Regions from separate parts of the Homo sapiens genome. Here region 2 is linked to region 1. The links are chromatin loops, found by intact Hi-C in ENCODE. Cell type or tissue: K562. All regions are shown on one strand. Each heading gives the region's core, and the rest is flanking DNA. Links, peaks and the distances in the headings are about the cores only. Region 1 has its middle 54 kb from the start of ZNF138. Region 2 overlaps ZNF107 (zinc finger protein 107).

Region 1 (16,314 bases), core at 2,869-10,868:
CTCCCGGACAGGGCGGCTGGCTGGGCGGGGGGCTGACCCCCCCACCTCCCTCCCGGACGGGGCGGCTGGCCGGGCAGAGGGGCTCCTCACTTCCCAGTAGGGGCGGCCGGGCAGAGGCGCCCCTCACCTCCCAGACGGGGCGGCTGGCCGGGCGGAGGGCTGACCCCCCCACCTCCCTCCGGACGGGGCAGCTGGCCAGGCTGAGGGGCTCCTCACTTCCCAGTAGGGGTGGCCGGGCAGAGGCGCCCCTCACCTCCCGGACGGGGCGGCTGGCCGGGCGGGGGGCTGACCCCCGACCTCCCTCCCGGATGGGGCGGCTGGCCGGGCAGGGGCTGACCCCCCCACCTCCCTCCCGGACGGGGTGGCTGCCGGGCAGAGACGCTCCTCACTTCCCAGATGGGGTGGCTGCCGGGCGGAGAGGCTCCTCACTTCTCAGACGGGGCAGCTGCCGGGCGGAGGGGCTCCTCACTTCTCAGACGGGGTGGTTGCCAGGCAGAGGGTCTCCTCACTTCTCAGACGGGGCGGCCGGGCAGAGACGCTCCTCACCTCCCAGACGGGGTCTCGGCCGGGCAGAGGCACTCCTCACATCCCAGATGGGGCGGCGGGGCAGAGGCGCTCCCCACATCTCAGACGATGGGCGGCCGGGCAGAGACGCTCCTCACTTCCTAGATGTGATGGCGGCTGGGAAGAGGCGCTCCTCACTTCCTAGATGGGATGGCGGCCGGGCGCAGACGCTCCTCACTTTCCAGACTGGGCAGCCAGGCAGAGAGGCTCCTCACATCCCAGACGATGGGCAGCCAGGCAGAGACGCTCCTCACTTCCCAGATGGGGTGGCGGCCGGGCAGAGGCTGCAATCTCGGCACTTTGGGAGGCCAAGGCAGGCGGCTGGGAGGTGTAGGTTGTAGCGAGCCGAGATCACGCCACTGCACTCCAGTCTGGGCACCATTGAGCACTGAGTGAACGAGACTCCGTCTGCAATCCTGGCACCTCGGGAGGCCAAGGCTGGCGGATCACTCGCGGTTAGGGGCTGGAGACCGGCCCGGCCAACACAGCGAAACCCCGTCTCCACCAAGACCAGTCAGGTGTGGCGGCGCGTGCCTGCAATCGCAGGCACTCGGCAGGCTGAGGCAGGAGAATCAGGCAGGGAGGTTGCAGTGAGCCGAGATGGCAGCAGTACAGTCCAGCTTCGGCTCCGCATGAGAGGGAGACCGTGGGGAGAGTGAGAGGGAGAGGGAGAGGGAGAGGGAGACGGAGAGGGAGAGGGAGACGGAGAGGGAGAGGGAGAGGGAGAGGCCCCCTTACATTTTTGCACGCAAGATAAAATAAAATTCTTAACTAAGAAGACTTTATCTCATTCATGTATGTATTATGAAATTTTGTTGACATTTAAGCGTCTCTGACTTACCAGGAATATTGAAATTTTCCATGAATTCAATTGAGCACTGTAAATAAACAATTGTTTACTAATAGCCTTTGGGAGGCAGAGTAAGATTTACAGAATTTCTTTATAATATGTTCCTAGTAATCCCTCTGAACACAGCATTCTCAATTCTTAGTATTCACCCTGAGTCACTCAGGGGAAATTGGTATCTCTGTAAACAGGCAAATGAAGGTGCTGGGTGGAGGTGCATGACATTGTACAGAAATGATGTCCACACGCACCTATAAGGGCCTTAATTTAATGGACTGTTAGTTACATGGCTACATACTTACTGAATCTAGTCATACTATCTTTTGTCAGCTAATGACATTTGTTACCTATTAATTCAATATAATTATTTGCTTGGCTGAAAAATAAATCCTTTAATTTATTCTAAATTGAGAGATTAGATTTGCAATCTTCAATCTTTTAATGTTAAATCAGAGAAAAGCAATGTATGTATATAGTATGCATTTTCCTACCCATGAAAATTATTTGTATTGCCTTGAAAACCCTAGGAAGCCACCTAAAGAATACTCTCTTCAAATCCTTTAGCCAGGATTTTAGATTTCAAAAATAAAAACCTTAACGATAGACCGAAGTCTAAATCTTCTCTTTGCTTCTTGTCAGTAATCTGGCCATTTCAAAAAGCATGTCAATTATGCCAAGCCATTGAAAAGATGTGGTTTTGACTAGTTTTATCCCATTTCAAATGTTTTTTTCTAATTGTTACTTTTGTCATGTTAATCTAAGAGCAAATATCTACATAAATGTTCATGCATTCAAGCAATATTTATATTATGACTAGGTGTGATGGCTCACGCCTATAATCCCAGCACTTTTGGAGGCCGAGGTGGGCCGATCACTTGAGGTCAGGAGTTCAAGACTAGCCTGGCAAAGTTGGTGAAACCTCATCTCTACTAAAAATACAAAAGTTAGCCAGGTGTGGTAGTGTGTGCCTGTAGTTTCAGCTGCTTCGCAGGCTGAGGCAGGACAATCAGTCGAACCTGGGAGATGGAGGTTGCAGTGAGCTGAGATCACGTCACTGCACTTCAGCCAGAGCAATGAAGTGAGACTCTGTCTCCAAAAAAAAGAAGTACATATGTATGTGTGTGTGTGTTTAAAGTTCAATATTTTATTACAGTATAGTAGAATCCTCTAAAAATATTAAGTTTTCTGGCTTATTTATTCCTTGTGTACCATTTTATACATTCACAAAAACATTAAACAATGAAAATGTAACCAATTATTCAATTTTTGTTAATTTTTATTAAAAGTGAGTGTGAAAATAATTATTTTTTTTTTTCTGGTTAAAGAGGTTTTTGTTTTGTTTTGTTTTTTTGAGACAGAGCCTTGCTGTTACCCAGGCTGGAGTGCAGTGACTCGATCTCGGCTCACTGCAACCTCCACCTCCTGGGTTCAAACGATTAAAGATGGTTTTTATTGTTATACTAAGGAGTGTTATCTCTGGAGACACATTTGCCTGTGTTTTAATATTGGCTGTGTTTCTTTCTCTGCAAACTGAGGATAATAACACCTATGTTATTCAGTTACTGTGAGAATTAAATTTATTAACACATTAAAGTATTATGGTTAATGCTCAGTACAAATTAACGATTAATATGATATGTATATGCTGAAGTACACTAGTATGTGCTTTAAGACGGGAATGCCCTTTTATAACACATGAGTTTTTCAATCAATATATTTAATTTTTTAAAATAAATGTTGTATAGATACACAATGGAATACTATTCAGCCTTCAAAGGTGGTAAGTTTCATCATTTGAATCAATATAGATAAATTTAGAAGACAGCATACTAGATGGAATAATCCTGACATAGAAAGACAAATACTACATGATCTCATATATATAGAAAAAAGTTTAACTCGGGGCGCAAAGCGAGCCGGTGGATCCATAAAGAACCCAGCCAACTCGCAGAGGGAAGGGAGGGGCTGAGCTGTGAGGAGAGTGGGGCCCAACAACCATATCTACATGGGAGTCCTTTAACCCGGAAAGTTACGAATTGGACAAAAGCTTCCGGCTAACCAGATTCACTGAACTGAAGGGCACAGGCTACAAAGTGCCCCAAGATGTCCTGCAAAAATTGCTGGAATCTTTACAGAACCACTTCCAAGAAGATGAGCAGTTTCTGGGAGCCTTTATGCCAAGGCTTGGCATTGGAATGGATACTTGTCATTCCTTTGAGACACGGTGGGCTTTCCTTGGTTCAAACTACAGATTACATTTACCCAATTGTAGACGACTCTTACGTGACAGGCAGGATAGCATGTGCCAATGTCCTCAGTGACCTCTACGCAATGGGGGTCACAGAATGTGACAATATGCTGATGCTCCTTGGAGTCAGTAATAAAATGACCAACAGGGAAATGGATAAAGTGATGCCTCTGATTATCCAAGGTTTTAAAGACGCAGCTGAGGAGGCAGAAACGTCTGTAATGGGCGGCCAAACAGTACTAAACCCCTGGATTGTCCTGGGAAGAGTCACTACCACTGTCTGTCAGCCCAGTGAATTTATCATGCCAGACAATGCAGTACCAGGGGATGTGCTGGTGTTGACAAAACCCCTGGGGACACAGGGGGCAGTGGCTGTGCATCAGTGGCTGGATATTCCTAAGAAATGGAATAATATTAAACTAGTGGTCACCCAAGAAGATGTAGAGCTGGCCTACGAGGAGGTGATGATGAACATGGCGAGGCTCAACAGGACAGGCGGGCTTCTGATCTGTTTACCATGTGAGCAAACAGCTCGGTTCTGTGCAGAGATAAAGTCCCCCAAATATGGTGAAGACCACCAAGCATGGATTATTGGGATTGTAGAGAAGGGCAACCACACAGCCAGAATCATAGACAAACCCCTGATCATCGAGATTGCACCACAAGTGGCCACTCAAAATGTGAATCCCACACCCGGGGCCACCTCTTAATCTAAGCAGAAATAGCTGTTTGGTTTTGTTTTTAAATAGATCTATTTCCTTTATCATCGCTTCAATTAAAGACTATAAGCAACAAAAATCTCACTGTATCTACATATCAGGTGACCTTAGGTCAGTTTGTAAGTGGATACAATTAATAAAATAAAATCCATGCCTTTTTTTCCTGTCACATTAACTGAAGATGCACCTAATCTTGAGGCAGCTTCTGAGTTGAGAATTATATTGTTATCCAATACTGTTGATACATTTTGAATCTTTAGACACTTACCTTTTGCCGAATAGGCTCTTTTTAAATGTGCTTCCACATAGCACAGACATTATCGTAGTCATGTCAAAGAGCAGTTGGTGTCTTCATTTTATGTATATTTATTATAAGTCTGATTTTTTAAGAGTCTTGAATGGTTTTCTGGAGAGATAGCATTGGTCAGTGGCACATGACGGCATCCCAGTCATAAGAGGGTTGCATGATTCCTTTGAGTGTTTGATTTGAAAAGCCTAGTCTTCTCTCAAGAGCATCTTGGACCCAGAACATTCTCCAGTAGTGCATTCAGTTCAACACGGCAAGTGCTTCACTGCTTGGAAAACACTTTGAAGACAAAAAAGAAATCTTATTTCTTTTTTTGGAGGCTTCCTGACATTTACAGTAATACCATTAACTGTTTTCTTTATCGATAGCAAAAAAAGGATACTTTTTGCAATGTAATTAGGTATTTTATAGTGCTACAAGGAATTGCCTTCCAAATGGAGGTTCATGTATAATACTCATTTACAATTCAATATATAATTACGCAAATAATTTTTAAATATAATCAATAATAAAGACTGTTCTGTGGATGGTAGTGTTTAATACATTTTATATTTTGTATAGTGATTTCAGGCCTTTTGTTTTCTTAAAATCAGCAGCTATTTAGCGTAATTCTTAGCATTATTTTGTCCTTTGCGCTCGTACATTTTTGTGCACGCTTTTTGTGATCTGTGTTAAAAACCTGCATTGCCAACATTGCAGCCCAAACTTAAACTTGTTATTCAAATAAATACTTAATTTTTTAAATTGCTGTTGTATAAAAAAAAGAATAAAGTTTAACTCAAAAAAGTACAAAGTGGAATAATCTTTACCAGAGGCTGGGTGTGGTGGGAAGGAAACAGAGAGGGGTTGATCAAAAAATACAAAGTTTCAAATAGACAGGATAAATAGGTTTTGAGTTCTATTGCACAGCAGGGTGACTATAGTAAACAATAATGTATTGTATATTTCAGAATAACTAAGAGTAAATTTCAAGTGTCTCACCACAAAAAAATGATAGGTAAGCAAGTTGTTATTTAACTCGACAAAATCATTTCATACTATATACATATATTCAAATATCTCATTGTACCCCATAATGTACAGAACTCTGGTGAATGAAAAATGCTATTAATATATATATTTTTAAAAGGATAGTATTTAAAACATTCAACTACTATTATACCCCCAGACTGACTAGAAGAAACATGGGTTACAAACCACTGATGTGGCCACCTTGTTTTTAGGTTTAACATTAATCATGATCTAAAAGAATCAATAAATAAGAGTGAATAAATTTCCTGTACACTTGCTATGTGCTGGGGACTTATTGGGCACATTTATTTGTATTAACTGCTTTAATTTTACCAAAACCCTATGATTTAGGCAGTAAAGAGCTGAAGAGTCAAGCACAGAGAGATCAAGAAACTGTATTCATGTCATATAGTCCATAAATGGCAAAACTGGAATGAAACAAGGAACCACCTGATACGGCGTTTCAATCTTAACCATTATGCCCAACACCCTCTCATCCAATGCTACTTTTTATTTTTGACCCAACATTTTTGGCTTTGAATTTTCTAAATTAGTAGAAATAAAGAGAAATTTAAAAACCCCTTTTCTGGGGGAAAAAATAGCGAACAGGAGGCAAGGGCTAGATTGCAGCTCCCACTCAGAGCAGTATGTGGAGACTCGCATCATTAACTTTTCTCCAGAAGTACTGCAGGAATAAACCAGGAGAGCTGAGAGAATCCAAAGACCCTCTGACGGAAGCAAACTGCTCCAACAGGACCTGGCAGACAGCCAAAATATTGATAGTGTTCAAGATGTGAAAGTGGGAAAAAGGGATAGTCTGCCCTTGAACACATACCCTCACTGGGGAACCTGAAAGTCTAGAACATGGAATAAGAAATCTGACTTTACCTGGAGCTGAGTCAATTTAGAGAGCTGAGCTAAATACAGAGGTAGAAGAAGTGGGAAAAGCCCGGTGGGCTCTGAGTCTTCTGGGAAGCCATTTTAGACTTGCGTCAAAGGGGCCCTTGGGGAGGGCTGCCAGGGGAACTTGGAAAGGACCACAGGGAGAAGGAAACCTCCAGCTGAACTTTCTAACAATTCTAACCAAACGTGAAGTCTCCTGACCAGAAATTCGGAAAGGGTGTGAATTGGGTGAGCAGACTCCACAGGCAGCAAGGCACAAAAGCCCTGCTTGCTTTTGCAGCTGGGAGGCTGGTAGCCAGGGGCAAGTTCTTAGCTCTGTTCCCTCACTGCCTGGCAGAACACTCGGTGCTCTTGGGGGTGGGGAGCATGGTGGGAATGAGTCTTGCTTTTGGGGTTGCATGAGAGATGGGTGAGTCATGTAACTGCTGGCTCTCCCCCTTTCCCCCACACCCCTGACAACCTGCATGACACAGCAGAGGCAGCCATAATCCTTTGGGAACATAACTCTATTGACCGGAGAACCACACCCCCACTTCCCACTGCAGCTGCAGCAAACCCCGCCCAAGCAGAGGCTAAGCTCAGACATGCCTACCCATGTCCCCACATGATCTTCCCTCCCTACCCACCCTGGTAGCTGAAAACAAATATCATATATTCTTGGGAGTCCTAGGACCCCACTCACCACCTGATTCTCCCTATACTACCACAGCTGATGCTCCCTTTAAAGCGCCACCTCCTGGCAAGTAGCCAACGAGTACAAAAATAGTGCATTAAACAACCAAAACTAAGGACCTTAACAGAGTCCAATTCATCACCTGCTACCTCCACCAAAGCAGGTGCTAATATCCACAGCTGAGAGACCTGCAGACAATTCACATCACAGGACTCTGTGCAGACAACCCCCAGTACCAGCCTGGAGACCTGCCTAGTGACTAGATCCAGAAAAAAGATAACAATCATTACAGCTTGGCTCTCAAGAAGCCACATTGATAGGAAAATGAGAAGAGTACTACATCAAGAGAATACCCCATGGGACAAAATAATCTGAACAGTAGTGTTGACACTTAGACACTCCCTCGGACATAGCCTACCCAAATGAGAAGGAACCAGAAAAACAATTCTGGTAGTATGACAAAACAAAGTTCTTTAACATTCCCCCCAGCCAGGTGTGGTGGCTCATGCCTGTAATCCCAGCACTTTGGGAGGCCGAGCTGGGCAGATCACGAGGTCAGGAGATTGAGACCATCCTGGCTAACATAGGGAAATGCTGTCTCTATTAAAAATACAAAAAATTAGCCTGGCGTGGTGGCAGGCACCTGTAGTCCCAGCTACTCAGGAGGCTGAGGCAGGAGAATGGCGTGAACCCGGGAGGTGGAGCCTGCAGTGCGCAGAGATCATGCCACAGCACTCCAGCCTGGGCGACAGAGCGAGACTGTCTCAAAAAAAAAAAAAAAAAAAATCCACCAAAATCACACTCACCAGCAATGGATCTAAACCAAGAAGAAATCCCTGATTTACCTGAAAAAATAATTCAGAAGGTCAGTTATTAAACTAATCAAGGAGGCACTAGAGAAAGGTGAAGTCCAACTTAGGAAAATAAAAAAAATACAAGAAATAAGGGGAGAAATCTTCAGTGAAATAGATAGCATAAACGAAAAACAATTACAACTTCAGAAAATGAAGTACACACTTAGAGAAATGCAAAATGTTCTGGAAAGTCTCAGCAATAGAATCAAGCAAGCAGAAGAAAGAAGTTCAGAGCTCGAAGACAAGGTTTTTGGATTAACCCAACCCAACAACAACAAAGAAACAAAGAATGAGAAAAAATGAACAAAGCTTCCAAGAAGTTTGGAATGATTTTAAGTGAGCAAACCTAAGAATAATTGGTGTTTCTGACGAGAAAGAGAAGTCTAAAACTTTGGAAAGAAAAACCTATCAGATTAAGAGCAGATTTCTCAGCAGAAACCCTACAAGCTAGAAAAGATTGGGACATTAGTCTCTTTAAATTAAACAATTATTAGCCAAGAATTTTTTATCCAGTGAAACTAAGCTTCATAAATGAAGAAAAGATACTGTCTCTTTCAGACAAACAAATGCTGAGAGCATTTGCCACTACCAAGCCAGCACTAAAACAACTACTAAAAAGAGCTCAAAATATTGATACACATCTTTGAAACACGTCAAAACAGAACTTCTTTAAAGCATAATCTCACAGGACCTATAAAACAAAAATACAATTTAAAAAAAAACAGTATACAGGCCACAAATAACACAATGAATAAAATAGTACCTTACATCTCAATACTAACATTGAAAGTAAATGGCCTGAATGCTCCACTTAAAAGATACAGAATTGAAGAACTGATAAGAATTCACCAGCCAATTATCTGCTGTCTTCAAGAGACTCATCTAACATAAGGATTCACATAAACTTAAGGTAATGGAGTGGAAAAAAAACATTCCATGCAAATAGACACCAAAAGCAAATAGGAGTAGCTATTTTTATATCAGACAAAGCAAACTTTAAAGCAATAGCAGTTAAAGAAGACAAAGAGGGACATTATATCATAATAAAAGGCCTTGTTCAACAGAAAAATGTCACAATCTTAAATATATATGCACCTAACACTGGTGCTACCAAATTTATAAAACAATTACTGCTAGACCTAGGAAATGAGATAGACAGCAACACAATAGTGGAAAACTTTAATACTCCACTGACAGCAAGTCAACAAAGAAACAATGGACTTAAACTATACCCTAGAACAAACGGGCTTAACAGTTACTTACAGAACATTCTAACCAAGAACTGCAGAAAAAAAAAAAAAAAATATATATATATATATATGTATTAGAAGAGATGGGGTTTCACCATGTAAGCCATGCTGATCTCAAACTCCTAACCTCAAGTGATCTGCCCACCTCAGCCTCCCAAAGTGCAGGAATTACAGGTGTGAGCCACAAAGCCCAGCCTACAGATGCAAAAGTTCTTAAGAAAATACTAGCTAACCAAATCAAACAACATATTAAAAAATAATCCACCATAATCAAGTAGGTTTTATACCAAAGATTCATGGATGGTTTAACATGTGGAGTCAATAAATGTGATACACCACATAAACAGAATTAAAACAAAAAATCACGATTATCTCAATAGATGCAGATAAAGCATTTGACAAAATTCCAGGATCCCTTTATGATTAAAACCCTCAGCAAAATTGGCATACCAGAGATATATTTTAATGAAATAAAAGCCATCTATGACAAATCTACTGCCAGCATAATAGTGAATGGGGAAAAGTTGAAAGCATTTTTCTCTGAGAACTGGAACAAGACAAAAATGTCCACTCTCACCATTTTCATTCAACATAGTACTGAAAGTCCTACTCAAAGCAATCAAACAAGAGAAAGAAATAAAGGGCATCCAAACTGGTAAAGAGAGCTCAAACTGTATTTTTTTTCCTGATGATATAATTGTATACCTAGAAAGCACTAAAGACTCCTCCAAAAAGCTCCTAAAACTGATAAATTCAGCAAAGCTTCACAATACAAAATCAATGTGCACAAATCAGTAGCTCTGCTATATACCAACAGCAACCAAGCTGAAAATCAAATTAAGAACTCAACCCCTTTTATAACAGCTGCATAAAAATACAAAATACTTGGGAATATACCTAACCACAGAGGTGAAAGACCTCTACAAGGAAAACTACAAAACACTACTGAAAGAAATCATACACGACACAAGCAAATGAAAACACATCCCATGCTCATGGATGGGTAGAATCAATATAGTGAAAATGACCACAATGCCAAAAGCAATCTACAAATTAAACACAATTCCCATCAAAATACTATCATTATTCTTCACAGAACTATAAAAAACAATCCTACGATTCATATGGAACCAAAAAAGAGCTTACATAGCCAAAGCAAGACCAACCAAAACCAACAAATCTGAAGGCATCATATTACTTAACTTCAAACTGTACTATAAGGCCACAGTCACCAAAAAAGCATGGTACCGGTATAAAAACAGGCACGTAGGCCAACGGAGCAGCATGGAGAACCCAGAAATACACTCAAATACTTACAGCCAACTGATCTTTGACAAAGCAAACAAAAACATAAAGTGGGAAAAGGACAACCTATTCAACAAATGGTGCTGGGATAATTGGCAAGCCACATGTAGAAGAATAAAACTGGATCCTCATCTCTCATCTTATACAAAAATCAACTCAAGATGGATCTAAGACTTAAATCTAAGATCTAAGACCTAAAACTATAAACAAAAACCCAGAGTGGGAGGAAATTTTCAAAATTTATACATCTGACAAAGGACTAAGATCCAGAATCTACAATGAACTCAAACAAATTAGCATGGAAAAAACAATCTCACCGAAAAGTGTGCTAAAAACACGAAAAGACAATTCTCAAAAGAAGATATAAAAATGGCCAGCAAACATATGAAAAAATGCTCAACATCACTAATAATCAGGGAAATGCAAATCCCAACTACAATGTGATACTACCTTACTCCCACAAGAATTGCCATAATCAAATAATCAAAAAATAATAAATGTTGGTGTGGATGCAGTGAAAAGGGAACACTTCTACACTGCTGGTGGGAATGTAAACTAGCACAACCACTATGAAAAAGAGTGTGGAGATTCCTTAAAGAACTAAAGGTAGAACTACCATTTGATCCAACAATCCCACTATTGGGTGTCTACCCGGAGCAAAAAGTTATTATACAAAAAAGATACTTGCACATGTATGTTTATAGCAGAATGATTTGCAATTGCAAAAATGTGAAACAAACCTAAATGCCCATCAATCAACGAGCAAATAAACTGTAGTATATATATGATGGAATACTACTTACCTATAAAAAGGAAAGAATTAATGTAATTCACAGCAGCCTGGATAGGACTGAAGATTATTATTCTAAGTGAAGTAACTCAGGAATGGAAAACCAAACATTGTATGTTCTCACTCATAAGTTGGAGCTAAGTTATGAGGATGCAAAGGCATAAAAATGACACAGTGGATGGTGGAGACTCAGAGAGGAGTGTTGGGAAGGAGGTGAGAGATAAAAGACTACAAATTGGGTTAATTATACACTGCTCAGGTGATGGGTGCACCAAAATCTCACAAATCACCACTAACAAATTTACTCAGCCAGGCACGGTGGCTCACGCCTGTAATCCCAACACTTTGGGAGGCCGAGGCGGGCAGATCACGAGGTCAGGGGTTCGAGACCAGCCTGACCAACATGGTGAAACCCCGTCTCTTCTAAAAATACAAAAATTAGCTGAGCGAGGTGGCTTGCACCTGTAATCTCAGCTACTCAGGAAGCTGAGGCAGGAGAATCACTTGAACCCGGGAGGCAGAGGTTGCAGTGAGCAGAGATTGTGCCAGTGTACTCCAGCCTGGGTGACACAGCAAGACTCTGTCTCATAAAAACAAAACAAAACAAAACAAAACAAAAAAACACATAAAACTTACTCATGTAACTGAATACCACCTGTTCCTCGAAACCTATGGAAATTAAAAAAAAATAAAAAATTAAAAAGAGTGAAAGGGACCTCAGGGCTCATCCAGCCTCACCTTTCTCATTTTGCGGATGCAGAAGAGAGGTTGTAGACAGTGCCAATCTCACATAGCCTTTCAGAGATCGACTCCAGACCTAAAATCAGACCCTCCAACCCCAAGCCCAAGTTCCCTTTTGCTATCACTGTCTCCTCAAAGAAGAATGAATCAAATTGAGAAAGGGAGTGGTAAGACCCACATCCAGACTCTATTCTTCTGGGCACTGTAGGACCTTTTCCATTCCCAGTGCTCATGTTATGCCCAAACCCTGAGAAAATGTGCCCTTTAAATCTCTGTGCACCCCTGGAACTAGCAAACATTAAAAATAATAACAACAGGTTGGGCACACAGGCTTGGGCCTGTGGTCCCAGCTAGTTGGGAGAGTGAAGAGGGAGGACATCTTAAGCCCAGGAGTTCTAGGCTGCAGTGACTTTTTAAAAACTTAACCTTGGCCAGCGCAGTGGCTCAGGCCTGTAATCCCAGCACTTTGGGAGGTCAAGGCGGGCAGATCACAAAGTCAAGAGATTTGAGACCAGCCTGGCCAACATGGTGAAACCCTGTGTCTACTAAAAATACAAAAATTAGCTGGGCATGGTGGCGCACACCAGTAGTCCCAGCTACTCAGGAGGCTGAGGCAGGAGATCTCTTGGACTGGGGAGGTGAAGGACGCAGTGAGCCAAGGTCACACCACTGCACTCCAGCCTGGTGACAGCGAAACTCCATCTCAAAAAACAAAAAAATAAAAAAAATAAACTAACCTCAAAATTCCAGGGAATCAAAAGAGAAATAGGTAAGTCAGATTAGTTCAAATTAAAAAGCTGCTGCATGGAATCTGATACAATCAACAAAATGAGACAACTAAAAAAATGGAGAAAATATTTGCAAATCATTCATGTGACAAGGGGTTAATATCAAAAATATATAAGAAACTCAAATGACTATATGACAAAAGACTATTAAAAAGAATGAAAGGCTTAAATATTTTTCAAGACATACATATGGTCAAGAGACACATAAAAATGCTCAATATCAGTTATTATCAGGGAAAGGAAAGCAAAAAAAACTATATCAACTTATTTCTGTTAGAATTACTCCTATTTTAAAAATGTGTTAGTCAAGGTGTGAAAAAATGGCAATGCTTGCACACTGATGGTTTGAATGTGAATGAGGACAGTCATTACAAAAAACAAAATAAGGATTTCTCAAAAAAATTTAAAATTAAACCACCAAATACAGCAATTTTATTATTGGTTATACATCCAAAACAAACGAAATCAGAATGAAGAAACATGTGCCTGTTTTTTACAACACTCTTCACAATTACCAAAATATAAAATCAGTGGTTTCAACATTTAATGAGTAAATAAAGACAATGTGGTATATACACACAATGGAATACTATTCATCTTTAAAGAAGGAAATTTTATTATTTTCAATCACACGAATTAACCTGGAGGAAAACATTATATTTGTCGAAATGAGCCAGGCACAAAGATTATTATTTCATGATTTCACTTACAAAGGGATTCTAAAAAACTTAATCTTATTGAAGTAAAGTGGTGGCCACCAGACACAAGTTATTTAGGAGAAAGGAGGGTTTGAAAAGATGTTGATCAAAAAATACATAATTATAGTTAATAGAATAAGTTCAAGAGATTGTTTTGTACAGCATAGTGACTATAGATCAAAATAATGTATTTGTAGTTTTGAAAAATGCTGACAATGTCACATGCTCTTGCCACAAAAATGTTAACTATGTGAGGTAACTACCTAGAATTAAGCATTTGACAATGTATATATACTTCCAAGTATTATGTTTTACAAAATAAATACACATTTACTTATTTATTACAGATGGTGATGACATGGAAGACACTAAAAGGGAAGGTGTTGCTTACAGACTTATGACTGGCCACTCTGGGAACACAATGAACAAGTTTGCATAAAAAGTAACACAAAATAATCTAAAAGTTGCCATCATCTCCAGAATTTTTCCAGAGAAAATGACCAAGAAGTTGACGACAGGTGACTAAGAATATAAACTGTACACTGACCTTCACTCACTAAAAAGACACATAAAATAACAGGGTGAAATTCCTCTGAGTTGTAATATCAATATGGACAAGAAATATTATTCCAAATTTCAAATCCACAGAGGTCATTTTATTATTTTGCAACCTTTAACATTCACACTTAAAAATAAAAGATTCAGCAGGGCACAGTGGCTCACGCCTATAATCCCAGCACTTTGGGAGGCAGAGGAGGGCAGATCACGAGGTCAGGAGTTCGAGACCAGCCTGGCCAACATGGTGAAACCACGTCTGTACTAAAAATACAAAAATTAGCTGGGTGTAGTGGCAGGCACCTGCAATCCCAGCTACTAGGGAGGCTGAGGCAGGAGCATTGCTTGCACCCAAGAGGCGGAGGTTGCAGTGAGCCAAGATCACGCCACTGCACTCCAGCCTGGGTGACAGAGCAAGATTCCATTTCATAAATAAATAAATAAATCTGTGTTGTGCTATATCATAGAACATTAAATTTAAAATTCCTCACCACTAACTCTTAATAATTTAATTTCTAAGATGCATTTTCTAGCAAATATTAAATGTGTCACACTCTGTGTAAGAATTTAATAAGATTTTCCGTTTACAAACAGAAAAACAATGCTAAGTTATTTAATCCTCTGATCTATGGACAGTGTATGCGTTTTATCTTAATTAACTGATCTGAAAGTTATATTGATAAGCAAACTCTCTAACTAAAACCAATTTTTGAGTGCATTAAAAATACCAACTTTCTCATCAAAACCTACAAAGTACCATGTAAAATGACATGGCATGAAGACAATGAGAAAACTGTAGCAATCACGTAGAAAAAAGGGAGAGGGGCTGTGATGAATACACAGAAGACACATAATAAGACAAACAAAACTAAAGATAATTAGGAAATAAAAGAAACAGAGTTTCTCTTTAGGTTCAGCAATATTTAGCTTCGCAGCATGAAAACAATTGTTATCTCCACGGGAAGAATCAATCTTATTTCTTCACTATTGATATTTTCCCTCTCCGACTTGAACTTACAAACTAACTCTAGCAGGAATATTTATGGCTTATCATGGAGCATCTGCTACACAGCAAGCACTGTCATGTTTGTTCGCCACATTTATATATTAAAAAACATCATGACTTATGAAGCATCCCGAGTTCTTATCTGAACAAATTGCCTCAATAAATATATTTATGTCAATTATAATGAGAACAAAAAAAGTTAAAAAATACAGGCTTATGTAGAATTCTCCAATTAAAAGAAAAAATCAAATGTCCTAATAAAATACACAATTTTGGAAATACATCTAAAAATTGTTCAGTGTGCATTAAATTTTATAAAAATCGTTATTAGTCATGACCAGCTCACGTAATGAATACCTCATAAACTATAAAAGAAAAAATCGTAAGAGACAAGAAAATTATAGGTCTAGCATGAGTACTAGGCAAGGAAAAACAGAAATTTTTCATGGGGAGATTCTGAACCCTAAGTCAGAAGATTTTACAGTAATAAATTTAAAAAAAAAGCAGAGTATAGATTTGCTTTCAGCATTTTTGAGGTTTTCAGTTTCAGTTAATAAGTCACCTTATTAAAATATTTGTTTTGTTACAATATTGCTCTATTCTTCTGAAAATAGGTACAGACTCATCCTCATATATACTCTATAATTTTCTTGCACCTAAGGTTTATTTAGAGTAACATACGTGCATAGCTAATTTTATGTAAATTAAAACTAAAATTCTGTATGTTTGCAGGCAGAGAGAGACCAAATGTTCAAAGAAAAATACATAACAAATTTTTTTAAATGTTTAAGCAGAACTCAGAATTTTAAGACTCAGGGTTTTATTTATACTTGTAAATAATTTTTATTTCACTCATAAAAATGACCCTGTAGTCAGTAGCATTTAATTGTACATTTTAAAGTAAGTAAAAGTGTAGAATGGGTTAGTAATCCAAAAGATAAATGCTAGAGTTGATGGAAACTTCATTTGCCCTTATCTGATTAATACATAAATTATATGACTGTATCAAAAAATGCCATATAATGACATAAATATAAACAGATACTATGTACACA
Region 2 (16,314 bases), core at 5,490-13,489, 130 kb after region 1:
TCAAGGAAATGCAAATCAAAACCAAAATGCAATACAATCTTACTTTCACAGGAATGGCCATAATCAAAAGATTAAAAAAAATAGATGGCATGGATGTGGCGAAAAGGGAACACTTCTGCACGGCTGATGGGAATGTAAACTAGTATAACCACTATGGAAAACAGTATGGAGATTCCTTAAAGAACTAAAAATAGAACTACCATTTGATCTAGCAATCCCACTACTGAGTATCTATCCAGAGGAAAAGAAGTCATTATACAAAAAAAATACTTGCACAGGCATGTTTATAGCAGTACAATTTGCAATTGCAAAAATGTGGAACCAATCCAAATGCCCATCAATCAACAAGTGGATGAAAACTATATATAAACAAGTGGATATATATATATATATAATCGAATATATATAATAATCAAATATATATATATAATCAAATATATATATAATCGAATACTACTCAGCCATAAAAAGGAATCAGTTAATGGCATTCACAGAAACCTGGATGAGATTGGAGACTATTATTCTAAGTGAAATAACTCAGGAATGGAAAACCAAACTCGTATGTTTTACTCATAAGTGGGAGCTAAGCTATGAGGATGCAAAGGCATAAGAATGACACAACAGATTTTAAGACTCAGGGGGAAAGGGTGGGAAGAAGGTGAGAGAGAAAATACTACACATTGGGTTCAGTGTATACTGCTTGAGTGATGGGTGCACCAAAATCTCACAAATCACCACTGAAGAACTTACTTGGGTAACCAAATACCACCTGCTCCCCAAAAACCTATGGAAATAAAAATTTTTTTAAAAAAGACTGAAAGGAACCTCAGAACTCATCCAGCCTCACCTTCCTCATTTTGCAAATGCAGGAGAGGGACTGAAGACATTGCCAACTTCACATAGCCTTTAAGAGGCCAACTCCAGACCTAAAATCAGGCCTTGTGACCCCAAACCCAAGTCCCCTTCTTGCCTTTTGCTATTACTCTGTCTCTTCAAAGGACAAGATAGAGCCAAGTTGGGATGGGGAGTGGTCACACCCACACCCAGATTCTACCCTCACGGGCACTGCCTTCCCTATGGGACCTATTTCTTTCATTTCCAGTGCTCATGTTATGGCCAAATCCCGGAAAAATGTGCCCTTTAAATCTTCGTGCACCCCTAGAACTAGCAGACATTAAAAGTAATAATAATGGGCTGGGAACACTGGCTTGTGCCTGTGGTCCCAGCTACTCGGGAGGCTGAGGAGGGAGGATTTTTTGAGGCCACAAGTTTGAAGCTGCAGTGAGCTATAATTGCACCACTGCACTCTAGCCTGAGTGACAGGATGAGACCCTTTCTCTCAAATAAAGGAAAAAGAAAAAAGTAATAATAACAAAATAAAAAGAGTAATTTACCAATTACTGAGGGAGTCTAGAAAGGTTAAGTATACCCCCTCTAAATTGGAAATAACAGTTTAAAAAATATTTTATTGGTAAAAAAATAAAAGCCACTTTTTATCCTGAGAGAGTATGTAGAACTTGAATTTTGGTTTAAAGCACTTATTACTAAGCTTAACGTAAATACTTTGGCAAATTGATTCTAACAAAGATATCCTTCTCATGACTTAAAAGAGCCACTAATTTTACTTTTGAAATATGTTTAATTTTTATATTAAAAGCTAGGATGGCTGGGCGCAGTGGCTCACGCCAGTAATCCCAACACTTTGGGAGGCGGAGGTGGGTGAATCACCCGAGGTCAGGAGTTCGAGACCAGCCTGGCCAACATGGTGAAACTCCGTCTGTACTAAAAATACAAAAATTAGCTGGGCTTGATGGAACATGCCTGTAATCCCAGCTACTCGGGTGGCTGAGGCAGGAGAATCACTTGAACCCAGGAGGTGGAGGTTGCCATGAGCTGAGACCGTGCCATCGCACTCCAGTCTGGACATCGCAGGGAGACTCTGTCTCAAAAAAAAAAAAAAAAAGAAGAAGCTAGGATGAGCCTATTATATAGAAAATTTGTGATCTGTATGTGCCTCCTCATCTATTGAGTGGTCAACAGTTTCTGAAACTTTCAGAAACACTACTATAAGAATACTTTTTCCAACTGAAGAATTTAAAGATATTAAGTTTTCTCAGTGATTAAAATGAAATATATTGGAATAATCAGTCACTTACAATGGGGTTTTAAATGTTATTTAATGAACACGTGAAGTTTCTTTTAAACTCATTTTAACAAGTTATTTCTATTGATTTTTCACTTTCATTAGAAAAAATATTAACATTTCTGTTACTACAAAGCTATGAATTTTACATAAACACAGTGCTAATCTTAAAAGATCTGTATGCTTAGGATTATAGAAAGTCTATTCTCTGTTTACATTTAGAAGATAAATAACTGCTTTCCAGTAAACCAAATGGGGCAACTGTGACTCACAATCATAAGATATTAAAATACTAATACTATTTTTTTTTAGATAGAATTTCGCTCTTCTTGCCCTGGCTGGAGTGCAATGGTGCCATCTCCACTCACTGCAACCTCTGCTTCCTGGGTTCAAGCGATTCTCCTGCCTCAGCCTCCCAAATTGCTGGGATTACAGGCATGCGACGCCATGCCCGACTGATTTTGTATTTTTAGTAAAGACGGGGTTTCTTCATGTTGGTCAGTCTTGTCTTGAACTCTCGAACTCAGGTGATCCGCCCGCCTCGGCCTCCCAAAGTGCTGAGATTACAGGCACGAGCCACCGTGCCTGGCCAAAATATTAATACTATTATCTAGGTAAAAATTTTAGGTATCTGCATGTTCAAGTTGTTTAACTTATACAATTCAGAAACTAAAAATTTTTATAAACTAAAAAAAGTAAAAATATAAAGTATCAATTTTTTTCAGTTATGAAATACTGTCAATATTTCTAGTTGACATAACGTGAGAATTCAGATGCTGTGGTTGTAGAAACTAGATATGTCATGGTTGACTGTTTTGCTTCTTGTCTTCCTATTTTACATAAACAAAGAAGCACAAGAAAGGCCAGAAATGCTATACCTTGATTCCAAACACACCAAGGCCCTTCTAGGGAGAATATATGTGTGAGCATATTAACTTGAAATTTATGGCAACTTTTGTTGAAGTACAGTATTGTTTTTCTTTTTTTCGAAACGGAGTCTCACTCTGTCACCATCCTGTTTGAGCCCAGCCTGACCAACATGAAGAAACCCCGTCTCTACTAAAAATACAAAATTAGCTGGGCGTGGTGGCACAGGCCTGTAATCCCAGCTACTCGGGAGGCTGAGGGAGGAGAATCACTTGAACTCAGGAGGGGTAGTTTGCAGTGAGCGGAGATCGCGCCGTTGCACTCCAGCGTGAGCAACAACAACAAAATATGATTGAACAACTTAACATTTTTCTCCCCAAAAAAGTAGAGTAACAAATTAACTCTATAGTCTAGTGTACAGTAAATAAATGAAAAACAAAGATATTGAGTCATTTATTTTAGCTGCACAATTGGGAATAAAACACTTCTTGGGCTACAGGCCAAGAGCTTTCAAATATGTTAGCTTATAGAATGTGGGGAGACCTGGTATAGAAACATTCACCCCTCGTGCCAGGCGTGGTGGCTCATGCCTGTAATCCCAGCACTTTCGGAGGCCAAGACAGGCGTTATCACTTGAGGTTAGGAGTTTGAGACCAGCCTGGCTAACATAGTGAAACCCTGTCTCTACTAAAAATACAAAAATTAGCCGGGTGTGGTGGCAGGTGCCTGTAATCCCAGCTACTCGAGAGGTTGAGGCAGGAGAACCACTTGAACCCGGGAGGTGGAGGTTGCAGTGAGCCAGGATTGCACCACCGCACTCCAGTCTGGGCGACAGAGTGAGAATCTGTCCCCCCACCCAAAAAAAAAAAAAAAAAAAAAAAAAAAAAACAGAAACATTTGCCCCTATGCCCAAAGTGAACATAATTCTCTTTCACTCCTAATTCCAACTATTAACTTAGAACTGGAGAAATGTAATATGTCATTATTCCACAAAGTGTTTTATTACTTTTATTTTAGATTCAAGGGGTACACATACATATTTGTAACATAGGTATACTGCATGATTTTGAGGTTTGGGTATTTAATAATCTCGTTGCCCAAGTAGAGTACATCATACCTGATAAGTAGTTTTTTCAAAGCTTATCTCCTTTTTTTTTCTTTTTTAGAATTCCCAGTGTTTATTGTTTTTATTTTTGTTTCCAGGTTCACCCAAGGTTTAGCACCCACTTATAAATAAGAACATGTGGTATTTGAGATACTTATACACATGCAATACTATGGAGCCATAGAAAAGAAAAAGTAATGTTCTTTGCAGCAACGTGGCTACAGCAGGCCTTTAATCTAAGCAAATGAACGTGAAACATCAATCTAAGATTCATATGTACCTGGTTTAAATCCATGCCTTTGCTATTGCGAATACTGCTGCAGTAAACATCTGAGTGCAGGTGTCTTTTTGGTAAAATAATTTATTTTTCTTTAAGCATATACCCAGTAACAAGGTTGATGGGTCAAATGGCAATTGTATCTTTAGTTCTTTGAGAAATCTCCAAACTGTGTTCCACAGGGGCTGAATTAATTTGCATTGCCACCAACAGTGTGTAAAGATTCCCTTTTCTCCACAACTACGACGTGTTATTTTTTGACTTTTTAATAACAGCCACTTTAACTGTTGTGAGATGGTATCATATTGTCATTTTGATTGACATCTCTCTGATAATTTGAGATGTTGAGCAATTTTCTTGCATGTTTATTGCCAGTTTTTATGTCTTCCTTTGAGAAGTATCTATTCATATCATTTGTCTGCTTTTTTCCTATTAAATTTCTTATAGATTCTATATATTAATTTTTATTGTACACAGTTTGCAAATATTTTATTCCATACTGTAGGTTGTCCATTTACTTTGTCAATAGTTTATTTTCCTGTACAGAAGCTCTAGATTAGATGTCAATTTTCAATTTTTTTTTTTTTTAAGACAAAGGACTCACCCTGTCGCCCAGGAAGGAGGGCAATGGCATGATATCAGCTCACTGCAACCTCCGCCTCCTGGATTCAAGCAATTCTGCCTCAGCCTCCCGAGTAGCTGGGATTACAGGTGTGCACCACCACACCCAGCTGGTTTTTTGTATCTTTAGTAGAGACAGGGTTTCACTGTGTTGGCCAGGCTGGTCTCAAACTCCTGACCTCATGATCTGCCCACCTAAGCCTCTCAAAGTGCTGGCATTACAGGCATGAACCACTGCACCCAGCCTGTTGCATTTATTTTTAAGGTGTTAAATTCCTTCCAGAGGCCAGTGTCTAGAAGAGTACTTTCTAGGTGTTCATCTAGGATTTTTATAGCTTGAAGCTTCACAACTAAGTCTTTAAACTATCTTATGTTTTTTATATGGTGAGAGGTACAGGTTCAGTTTTTTTCTTCTGCATATGACTCACCAGGTTTCCGAGTACCATTTATTAGATAGGGAGTTACTTTCCCTTTGTTTATTTCTATTGACTTTGCCAAAAATAAGTTGTTTGTAGAAGTGTAGCTTTATTTCAGGGCTCTCTCTTCTGTTCCATTGGTCTATATGTATTTTTTTGTTTTTTTGTTTTTATTTTATTTTATTTTTTTATTGATCATTCTTGGGTGTTTCTCGCAGAGGGGGATTTGGCAGGGTCATAGGACAATAGTGGAGGGAAGGTCAGCAGATAAACAAGTGAACAAAGGTCTCTGGTTTTCCTAGGCAGAGGACCCTGTGGCCTTCCGCAGTGTTTGTGTCCCTGGGTACTTGAGATTAGGGAGTGGTGATGACTCTTAACGAGCATGCTGCCTTCAAGCATCTGTTTAACAAAGCACATCTTGCACCGCCCTTAATCCATTTAACCCTGAGTGGACACAGCACATGTTTCAGAGAGCACAGGGTTGGGGGTAAGGTCATACATCAACAGGATCCCAAGGCAGAAGAATTTTTCTTAGTACAGAACAAAATGAAAAGTCTCCCAAGTCTACTTCTTTCTACACAGACACAGCAACCATCCGATTTCTCAATCTTTTCCCCACTTTTCACCCTTTTCTATTCCACAAAACCACCATTGTCATCATGGCCCGTTCTCAATGAGCTGTTGGGTACACCTCCCAGACGGGGTGGTGGCCGGGCAGAGGGGCTCCTCACTTCCCAGTAGGGGCGGCCGGGCAGAGGCGCCCCTCACCTCCCGGACAGGGCGGCTTGCCGGGCGGGGGCTGACCCACCTCCCTCCCGGACGGGGCGGCTGGCCGGGTGGGGGCTGACCCCCCACCTCCCTCCCGGATGGAGCGGCTGCCCTGGGGGGGGCTGACCCCCACCTCCCTCCCGGACGGGGCGGCTGGCCGGGCGGGGGCTGACCCCCACCTCCCTCCTGGACGGGGTGGCTGCCAGGCGGAGACGCTCCTCACTTCCCAGACGGGGCGGCTGCTGGGCGGACGGGCTCTTCACTTCTCAGACGGGGTGGCCGGGCAGAGATGCTCCTCACCTCCCAGATGGGGTCGTGGCCAGGCAGAGGCGCTCCTCACATCCCAGATGGGGCAGCAGGGCAGAGGCGCTCCCCACATCTCAGACGATGGGCGGCCGGGCAGAGACGCTCCTCACTTCCTAGATGGGATGGCAGCCGGGCAGAGACGCTCCTCACTTTCCAGACTGGGCAGCCAGGCAGAGGGGCTCCTCACATCCCAGATGATGGGCGGCCAGGCAGAGACGCTCCTCACTTCCCAGACGGGGTGGCAGCCGGGCAGAGGCTGCAATCTCGGCACTTTGGGGGGCCAAGGCTGGCGGCTGGGAGGTGGAGGTTGTAGCAAGCCAAGATCACGCCACTGCACTCCAGCCTGGGCACCATTGAGCACTGAGTGAACGAGACTCCGCCTCCAATCCCGGCACCTCGGGGGGCCGAGGCTGGCGGATCACTCGCGGTTAGGAGCTGGAGACCAGCCCGGCCAACACAGCAAAACCCCGTCTCCACCAAAAAAATACGAAAACCAGTCAGGCGTGGCGGCATGCGCCTGCAATCGCAGGCACTCGGCAGGCTGAGGCAGGAGAATCAGGCAGGGAGGTTGCAGTGAGCCGAGATGGCAGCAGTACAGTCCAGCTTCAGCTCGGCATCAGAGGGAGACCGTGGAAAGAGAGGGAGAGGGAGACTGTGGGGAGACGGGAGAGGGAGAGGGAGAGGGAGAGGGAGAGGATGTATTTTTTTTGTATCAGAACCATGTTATATTGGTTACTGTAGCATGTAGTACAGTTTGAAGTCATGTAATATTAGGCTTCCAGGTTTATTCTTTTTAAGAATACCTTGGCTATATGGGCTCTTTTATTCTTTAATATGAATTTCAAAGTTTTTTTTTTCTAGGTTCACCAAAAATGGCATTGATAGTTTGATAGAAATAACACTTAATCTGTGGGTTGCTTTAGGGAGCATGGACACTTTAATTATATTGATTCTTCAAATTCATGAGGATGGAATGTTTTCCCTTTTTTTTTTTTTTTTTTTTTTTTTGAGACATAGTCTCGCTCTGTTGCCAGGCTGGAGTGCAGTGGCGCAATTTCGGCTCACTGCAACCTCTGCCTCCTGGGTTCAAGCGATTCTCCTGCCTCAGCCTCCCAAGTAGCTGGGATTACAGGCACGCGCCACCATGCCCAGCTAATTTTTGTAGTTTTAGTAGAGATGGGGTTTCACCATGTTAGCCAGGCTGGTCTTGAACTCCTGACCTCATGATCCACACACCTCGGCTTCCCAAAGTGCTGGGATTACAGGCATGAGCCACCGCGCCCAGCCATGTTTTCCATTTCTATGTGTCGTCTCTGATTTGTTTCAGTAGTGTTTTGTAGTTCTCCCTGTGGAGATATTTTACCTCCATGACTTAATGCATTCCTAGGTATGTTAATTTTTTGGTGTGGCTATTTTAAATAAAGCTGTGCTCTTGATTTTATTGTCAGCTTGAATGTTATTGGTGTACAGAAATGCTACTCATTTGTGTATGTTAATTTTGTATCTTGAAACTTTGCTGAAGTCATTTTTTAGACTTAGGAGTCTTTTGGTGAAATCTCTAAAGTTTCCCTGGTAGAAAATTGACTTTCTTTTCTCCTATTTGGATGACTTTTATTTCTTTATCTTGTTGGATTGCTCTGGCTAGGACTTCCAAAACTATGTTGAATAGGAGTATTTAGAGTGGATATTCTTATTTTTATTCTTATGAAGAATGCATCCAGCTTTCACCTGTTCAGTATGATGTTGGCTGAGAATTTGTCATAGATGGCTCTTATTATTGTGAGATATGTTTCTTCAATGCCCAGTTTGTTGAGGATTTTTGAACGAATATTGGATTTTCTTGAGTGCTTTTTCTGCATCTATTGTTATAATCATCTGATCTTATGAGTTTAATTATCTTCACATGGTGAATGACACTTATTGACTTGCATATGATGAAATATCTTTGCAGTCATAAAATAATACTCACATGATTGTGGCAAAATAACTTTTTGATTTGCTTATGAACTCAGCTTGCTAGTATTTCAGGAAGGATTTCTGTTTCAATGTTCACCAGGAATATTGGCCTGTAGATTTTTTTTGTTGTGTCTTAAGCAGATTTTGGTATCAAGATGATACTGATTTCATATAACAAGTTGGGAAGGAAACCCACTTTCATTTTTGGAATATATTCAGTAGAATTAGTACCAGATCATATTTGTATTTGTGGTAAAATTAGGCTGCAAATACATCTGATCCAGGGCTTGTTTTATTTTGTAGGGTTTTTGTTTTATTACAAATTCAATTTTATTATACATTTAATACATTTTTGCTCTGTTTAAGACTTCTCTTTTTTCCTGATTAAATCATGGGAAGTTGTGTATATTGACACATAGGCCAATGGAACAGAAAAGAGAGACCAGAAGTATATTCATGTATTTACAGTTAACTAATTTTAGACGTAGGTGAACATTTTCTAGGGAAAAAATAGTATCTTCAACAAATGGTGTCAAGAAAACTTTATATCCACATGCAGAGAAATAAAATGAGACCATATTACACTATATATAAAAATCAACTCAAAATAAATTAAATACTTAAATGTAAGGCCTGAAACTCTGAAACTACTATGAAAAATATAGAGTGAAATCCCCATAACATTGGTCTAGGCAGTGACTTTTTTAACTTAACCTCAAACTCTCAGGGAATCAAAGAAAAAATAGATGAGTCAGACTATTTCAAATTAAAAAGCTGCTGCACAGAATCTGATACGACCAACAGGATAAGACAACTAAAAAATGAGAGAAAATGCTTGCAAATCACATGTGACAAGGGGTTAATATTTTAAAAAAAGCTTAAATGACTGTACAACAAAAGACAAATAACCATTAAAAATGAGCAAGAGGCTTAAATATTTTTCAAGGAAAGACATACATATGGCTAAGAGATATATAAAAAATGCTCAACATCAATTATCAGAGAAAATAAACCAAAACTCTTTGAGGTATCCATTCACTCCTGTGAGAATTACTCTTATTACAAAGAAAATAGGTTGTGAAGAAAAGGGAATGCTTGCACACTGGTTTGAATGTGAATGAGGACAGTCATTATAAAAAACTAAATATTTCTCAAAAAATAAAATTAAACTACCATATAATACAGCAATTTCAGCCAGGTGCAGTGGCTCATATCTGTAATCCTAGCACTTTGGGAGACCGAGGTGGGTGGATCACGAGGTCAGGAGATCGAGACCATCCTGGCCAATGTCATGAAACCCTGTCTCTACTAAAAATACAAAAATTAGCTGGGCGTGGTGGTGCATGCCTGTAATCCCAGCTACTCGGGAGGCTGAGGCAGAAGAATCACTTGAACCGGGGAGGTGGAGGTTGCAGTGAGCCAAGATCGCGCCACTGCACTCCAGCCTGGCAACAGACCTAGACTGTCTCAAAAAAAAAAAAAAAAAAAAAAAAATTCACTATTGTTTATATATCCCAAACAAATGAAATCAGAATGAAGAAATAATTGCACTTCTACACTGCTTGCAACACTCTTCACAATTCTCAAAATATGGAATCAATAGTTCAACATTTAACGAATAAAGACAATGTGGTACATACTATGGAATACTATTCATCTTCAAAAAAGAAAATTCTATTATTTTCCATCACATAAATTAAACTGGAGGACATTATATTTGTTGAAATGAGCCAGGTACAGAAAGATGACCATTTCATGATTTCACGTACACATGGATTCCAAAAAACATAATCTCGGCCAGGTGCGGCGGCTCATGCCTGTAATCCTAGCACTTTGGGAAGCCAAGAGGGGTGGATTGCCTAAGCTCAGGAGTTCGACACCAGTCTGGGCAATGTGGCAAATCCCTGTCTCTACTAAAAATACAAAAATTTAGCCAGAGGTGGTGGTGAATGCCTGTAATCTCAACTACTCAGGAGGCTGAGGCAGGAGAACCACTTGAACCTGGGAGGCGGAGGCTGCAGTGAGCTGAGATAGCACCATTGCACTCTAGCCTGGGTGACAGAGTGAGACTCTGTCTCATAAATAAATAAATACATACATAAATAAACAAAATGTAATCTCATTGAAGTAGAGAGTAAACTGGTGACCACCAGAATCCAGCGTATTTAGAAAAAAGGGAGGGTGGAAAGATGTCAAAGAATACATAACTATAGTTGGATAGAAAGAAGTTCAGGAGGTTTTTTTTTTTAAAGCATGGTGACTATAGATTATAATAATATATTAGTATTTTTGGAAAATGCTGACAATGTCATCTGCTCTCACCACAAAAATGTTAACTCTGTGAGGTAAAACTTTAATGACCTAAAATTAAGCATTTGACAATGTATATATACTTCCAAACATAATGTTTTACAGAGCAAATACACATTTATTTATTGCAGACAGTAATGGAATGAAAGACACTGAAAAAGAGGTGTTTCTTATGGTCTCATGACTAACTACTCTGTTAACACAGTAAATAAGTTTGCATGCAAAATAACAGAAAACGTTTTAATCCAAAAGCTGCCATTATCTCCAAAAGTTTTCCATAGAAAATAAGAAGTTGGCTAGTTAGGTGACTAAGAATAAAAACTGTAGACTAAACCAGTTATTAAAATAATTATATAAAGAGTGAGAAATTTTTCTGAATTGTACCTATCAATATAGAAAAGACATAGTATTCCAAATATTGAATCAACAGAGGTCATATTACTTTGCAACCTTGAATATTCACCCTTTAAAATAGAAGATTCTGCAAAAAAAAAGTATGCTGTGCTATATCATGGAAAATTAAATTTAAAATTCTTCACTTACCATTAGCTCTCTTAAAAATTTAATTTCTAAGATCTATTTTCTAGTAAATTTAATATTTGCCACACTTTATGTAAGAATTTAATAAGATGCTCCTTTTAAAAACAGGGGAAAACAATGCTGATTTAATCCTCTCACCTGTGGACATTAAATGCCTTTTTTCTTAACTAATCTGAAAGTTATATTGATAAGCAAACTCTCTAGTTATAACCAATTTTTCAGTGCATTAAAAAATACCAACTTTCTCATCAAAGCCTACAAAGTACCATGTGAATTGACATGGCATGAAGACAACAGTGAGAAAACTGTGGCAATAACACAGAAAAAGAAGGACTGTGTTGAATACACTGAAGACACATAAGATAAACAAAACTGAAGATAATTAGGAAATTAAAAAAAAAACAGCAAGATTCAGCTTTGCAGCCTGAAAAAAAATGTTCTCTCCACATAAAAAATCAATGTTAGTTCTTCACTATTAATATTTTCCATCTCTGACTTGAAGTTAGTTACAAACTAACACCAGCAGAAATACATATGGCTCATTATGGAGCATCTGTTACACCATAAGCAATGTCATGTTTGTTTGCTACATCTATATATAAAAACATTTTCATGACTTATGAAGTCTTTCTAGTTCTTACCTGAACTAGCTCAATAAATAAATTTACTTATGTCACCTATAACAAGACAAAAGAATACTAACTAAAGAAAAGTAGGCTTATATAGGATTCTACAATGGAAAGAAGAAATAGAATGTTCTAAATAAAATATAATACACAAATTTTGGAAACACATCTAGAAGTTATTTTGTGTGTACTCCTAAACTTTATAAAAATCATTCTTATAATCCATGACCAGCTCACATGATGAATACCTGATAAATTATAAAAGAAAAACGCATAAGTAACAAGAAAATTAAAGGTGTAGCATGAGTATCACGCAAGTATAAACAAAAACTTTGCATGGGGAGATTCTAAATCGTAAGCCAGATTTTACAGAAATGAATTCAATGCAAAGCAGAGGGTATAGATTTGCTTTCAGCATTTTTGAGGTTTTCAGTTGTCTAGTAAATTAGTCACCTTTTAAAAATTATTAGTTTTGGCCGGGCGCGGTGGCTCACGCCTGTAATCCCAGCACTTTGGGTGGCCGAGGCGGGCGGATCACGAGGTCAGGAGATTAAGACCATCCTGGCTAATGCGGTGAAACCCTGTCTCTACTAAAAATACAAAAAAATTAGCCGGGCGTGGTGCTGGGCGCCTGTAGTCCCAGCAACTCGGGAGGCTGAGGCAGGAGAATGGCGTGAACCCGGGAAGCGGAGCTTGCAGTGAGCCGAGATCGCACCACTGCACTCCAAGCCTGGGCGACAGAGCAAGACTCCGTCTCGAAAAAAAAAAAGATTAGTTTTGTTCCAATATTGCTCGTCTTCTGAAAATAGGTACAAGCTAATACACAAACACACTTACTTGCTCCATAATTTTCTCATACCTAAGGTTCATTTTTAGAGTAATATATGTGTATAGTTAAGTGTATGTAAATCAAAACTAAAATGCTGTATGTTTGCAGGCAGAGAGGTCACATGTTCAAAGAAAAATATATAACATTTTTTAAATGTTTATTCAGAACTCAGAATTTTCTCATGGTTTATTTATACTTGTATATAATTTTTATTATAACCATAAAATGACCCTGTAGTAACGACTGTACATTCTAAAGTATCTAAAAGTGCAGAATTGGTTTGTAATACAAAGGAGAAATGCTGGAGTTGATGGATACATCTTTTGCCCTGATGTGATTAATACATAAAATTATATGCCTGTATCAAAATATGCCATACATGGCATAAAGATATACACATACTATGTATCCACAAAAATTAAGAGAAATAAGTTTAAATTTTAAAAAGAATAAAAATCTAACCTATGGGAACAATATTCTTTATTAGCAGTTTAAAGTCACTAGCAAAAATAATTATTAGAGATGTTAGCCCATTATGTTATCAAGTAGTATACTGTTACCCTCTTTTACCTAAACCCTTGAGTAATGTGGGATAGGTAAAGTCAGTGGCATGAAAACACTTCATTGAATGCACAATAGTTTTAACATGTTAAAAAAAGTTTAATTAAAAAACTAAGTTCACGCATAATCCAAAAATTTTTAAACACATTGCATTTTATTACATAAAAGTACAAATAGTAAAATGATATACTACTAATTCACTTTAATTTTAACTAAGATTAAAAATGGTTTTCTCTTACTATAATGCAGAAGAATATTGCTCTGAAAACCTACTTCATGGATCACTCAATATTATAAGTTAAACACAAACAGCCTCTTCACTCAGGTTTTCATCATGCATCTTACATTTTAATGTCCTTATTCTTTCATAGAAAGTGTCATAAATAATACCGACCTAACAGAAATGATTTCTCATATCTTTGATGCATGAAAAATTAATCACATGCTTTCACATGTGAATACAATAGGAATGAAGAGCATGAATTTGAGTTGAATTACATCATTTGCTTTTCAAAAACTAATTTTTCAAGAAAAAATATAATTTGAATGTAATTATACATCTACAAAAAAATTCTACTTCTTTTAAAGTTATATACACATTATTTACCTACCAACTTTAGTTTTAAATTATTTTCTATACTCAGCATTCTGATTCTATACTCAGCAATGTCTGAAGTGTCAGTACCTTAGATATTTCTACTGTGAATTCTCTGATATTTATATAGACTTAATTTTGGATTAAATTATTTTTATATTTACTTCACTTGCAAAAATATATTTTAGTATGAGGCCTCTGGTATTTTCTAAGCTGTAGTTTTTTAAAAAATGTTTTCACAAATGCATTACATTTACAGTGCTTTTCTCCAATATAAATTTTCTGGTGTTGAACAACATTTGAGCAACTGCTTCATGGTTTTCCTCTAGTGCAAAATGGGTACAAAAGTATCTGTGATACAAGTAAAGGTACTACAACCCTCTTCGTATTTGTATTGTTTGTCCTCACAATGAATACTCTTTTTTTGTTTTGTTTTTGAGACGAAGTTTTTGCTCTTGTTGCTTTGGCTGGAGTGTAGTGGTGTGATTTCAGCTCACTGCAATCTTCGCCTCCCAGGTTTGAGCAATTCTCCTGCTTCAGCCTCCCAATTAGCTGGGATTACAGGGGCCTGCCACCACACGCAGCTAATTTTTGTAAAATTTTTAATAGAGATGGGGTTTTGCTATGTTGGCCAGGCTGGTCTCAGACTCCTGCCCTCAGGTGATCCACCCACCTTGGCCTCCCAAAGTGCTGGCATTACAGATGTGAGCCAGCACAACTGGCTCCTCTTCTTCACTTTAAAGGCTTATATTTTCTGAAAGATCTCTTGACAAAAATTGCATTTATAATGCTTTTATTACGTACTAACTCTCTAATGTTGAGTAAAATCTGAGCAGATAATAATGGCTTTTCCACATTCCTTGTATTTGTACAATCTTTCTGAAGTATAAATGCTTTCCTGTGCAATAAGGGGTGAGCATTTATTAAAAGTGTTGCCACATTTTTTACACTTCCAGGAGTTTTCTTCAGTATGGATTCTTACCTACAATCAAGTGTGACAACCATTTAAAGGCTTTGTGATATTTTTCACATTTCTAGGATTTTTCACCAGTATGATTTATGTTAGAAAGTTCGAGGTGTTGTCAAAATTATTGTCACATCATTCAGGTTTGTAAAGTTTTCAGTATTATCTTATGTTTAGTGAGGTTTGAGGATTGGTTTAAAGTATTGCCACATTATTCACATTTGCAGGGTTTCTCTCAAAGTATAAACTGTCTTATATGTAGCAAGGTGTGAGGACCAGTTAAAGGCATTGCCACGTTTTTTACATTTGTAGGGTTTCTTTCCAGTATAAATACTCTTACATGTAGTAAGAGTTGAGAATCAGTTAAAAGCTTTGCCACAGACTTCACATTTGTAGGGTTTCTTTCCAGTATGAATTTTCTTATCTACAGTTAAGGGTTAAGGAAGGTTAAAAGCTTTGCCACATTCTTCACAATTGTAGGCTTTCTCTCCAGTATGAATTTCTGTATAGTAAGGTATGAGGATTGGTTAAAAGCTTTGCCACATTCTTCACAACTATAGAGTTCCTCTCCAGTATAAATTATCTTATGTGTAGAAAGGTGTGAGGACTGATTAAAGGCATTGCCACATTCTTCTCATTTGTATGGCTTTTCTCCAGTATGAATTACCTTATGTTTAGTAAAAGTTGAGGATCAGTTAAAGGATTTGCCACATTTTTCACATTTGTAGGATTCTCTCCAGTACGAATTTTCTCAACTTTCAGTAAGGTTTGAAGATTAGTTAAAAGCTGTGCCACATTCTTTACATTGTAAGGTTTCTCACCAGTATAAAATACCTCGTGTGTGCAGAAAAAGTTGAAGACTTGTTAAAGGCTTTAACACATTCTTCACATTTGTAGTTTCTCTCCAGTATGAATTTTCCTATGTGTAGTAAGCTTGTAGGATCAATTAAGTTTTGCCATACTCACATTTGTAGGGTTTCTCTCCAGTATGAATTTTCTTATGTGTAGTAAGATTTGAGGATAGGTTGAAAGCTCTGCCATAATCTCCACATTTGTAGGGTTTCTCTCCAGTATGAATTATCTTATGTATATTAAGAGATGAGAACTGGTTAAAGGATTTGCCACATTCTTCACATTTGTAGGGTTTCTCTGAAGTATGAATTTTCTTATGTGTAGTAAGGTTTGAGGATTGGTTAAAAGCTTTGCCACATTCTTCACATTTATAGGGTTTCTCTCCAGTATGAATTTTCTTATGTGCAGTAAGGGTTGAGGATAGGTTAAAAGCTTTGCCACATTCTTTACATTTGTAAGGTTTCTCTCCAGTATGAATTATCTTATGTCTATTAAGGGTTGAGGAGCAGTTAAAGGCTTTGCCACATTCTGCACATTGGTAAGGTTTCTCTCCCGTATGAATTCTCTTATGTATAGTT

Evidence for each region. A loop is a pair of places that touch in the nucleus more often than their neighbours do. Peaks named below come from ENCODE experiments on the same cell type or tissue, not always from the same donor. Only the 100,000 strongest peaks of a DNase experiment are listed, where the experiment ranks them.
Region 2: it touches region 1 in a loop (2.4-fold over the local background); 1 of 110 quality-filtered maps calls a loop at or near these places.

The regions. Positions count from the first base shown.
Region 1 is chr7:64,840,449-64,856,762 of GRCh38, reverse strand. It overlaps a transcript of ZNF138 not described here and the pseudogene SEPHS1P1. Among named protein-coding and RNA genes, the nearest start is that of ZNF138, 54 kb to the right of the region's middle. RefSeq lists an enhancer at 741-1,297 and a cis regulatory region at 6,804-7,387. In K562, for the core only: no CTCF peak of the experiment used is centred there; a DNase peak (open chromatin) is centred at 7,102.
Region 2 is chr7:64,708,173-64,724,486 of GRCh38, reverse strand. ZNF107 (zinc finger protein 107) reads right to left here. Exons shown (of 4, transcript NM_001282359.2): 4 at 12,910-16,314. The coding sequence ends at 15,831. Among named protein-coding and RNA genes, the nearest start is that of MIR6839, 37 kb to the right of the region's middle. In K562, for the core only: no CTCF peak of the experiment used is centred there; no DNase peak of the experiment used is centred there.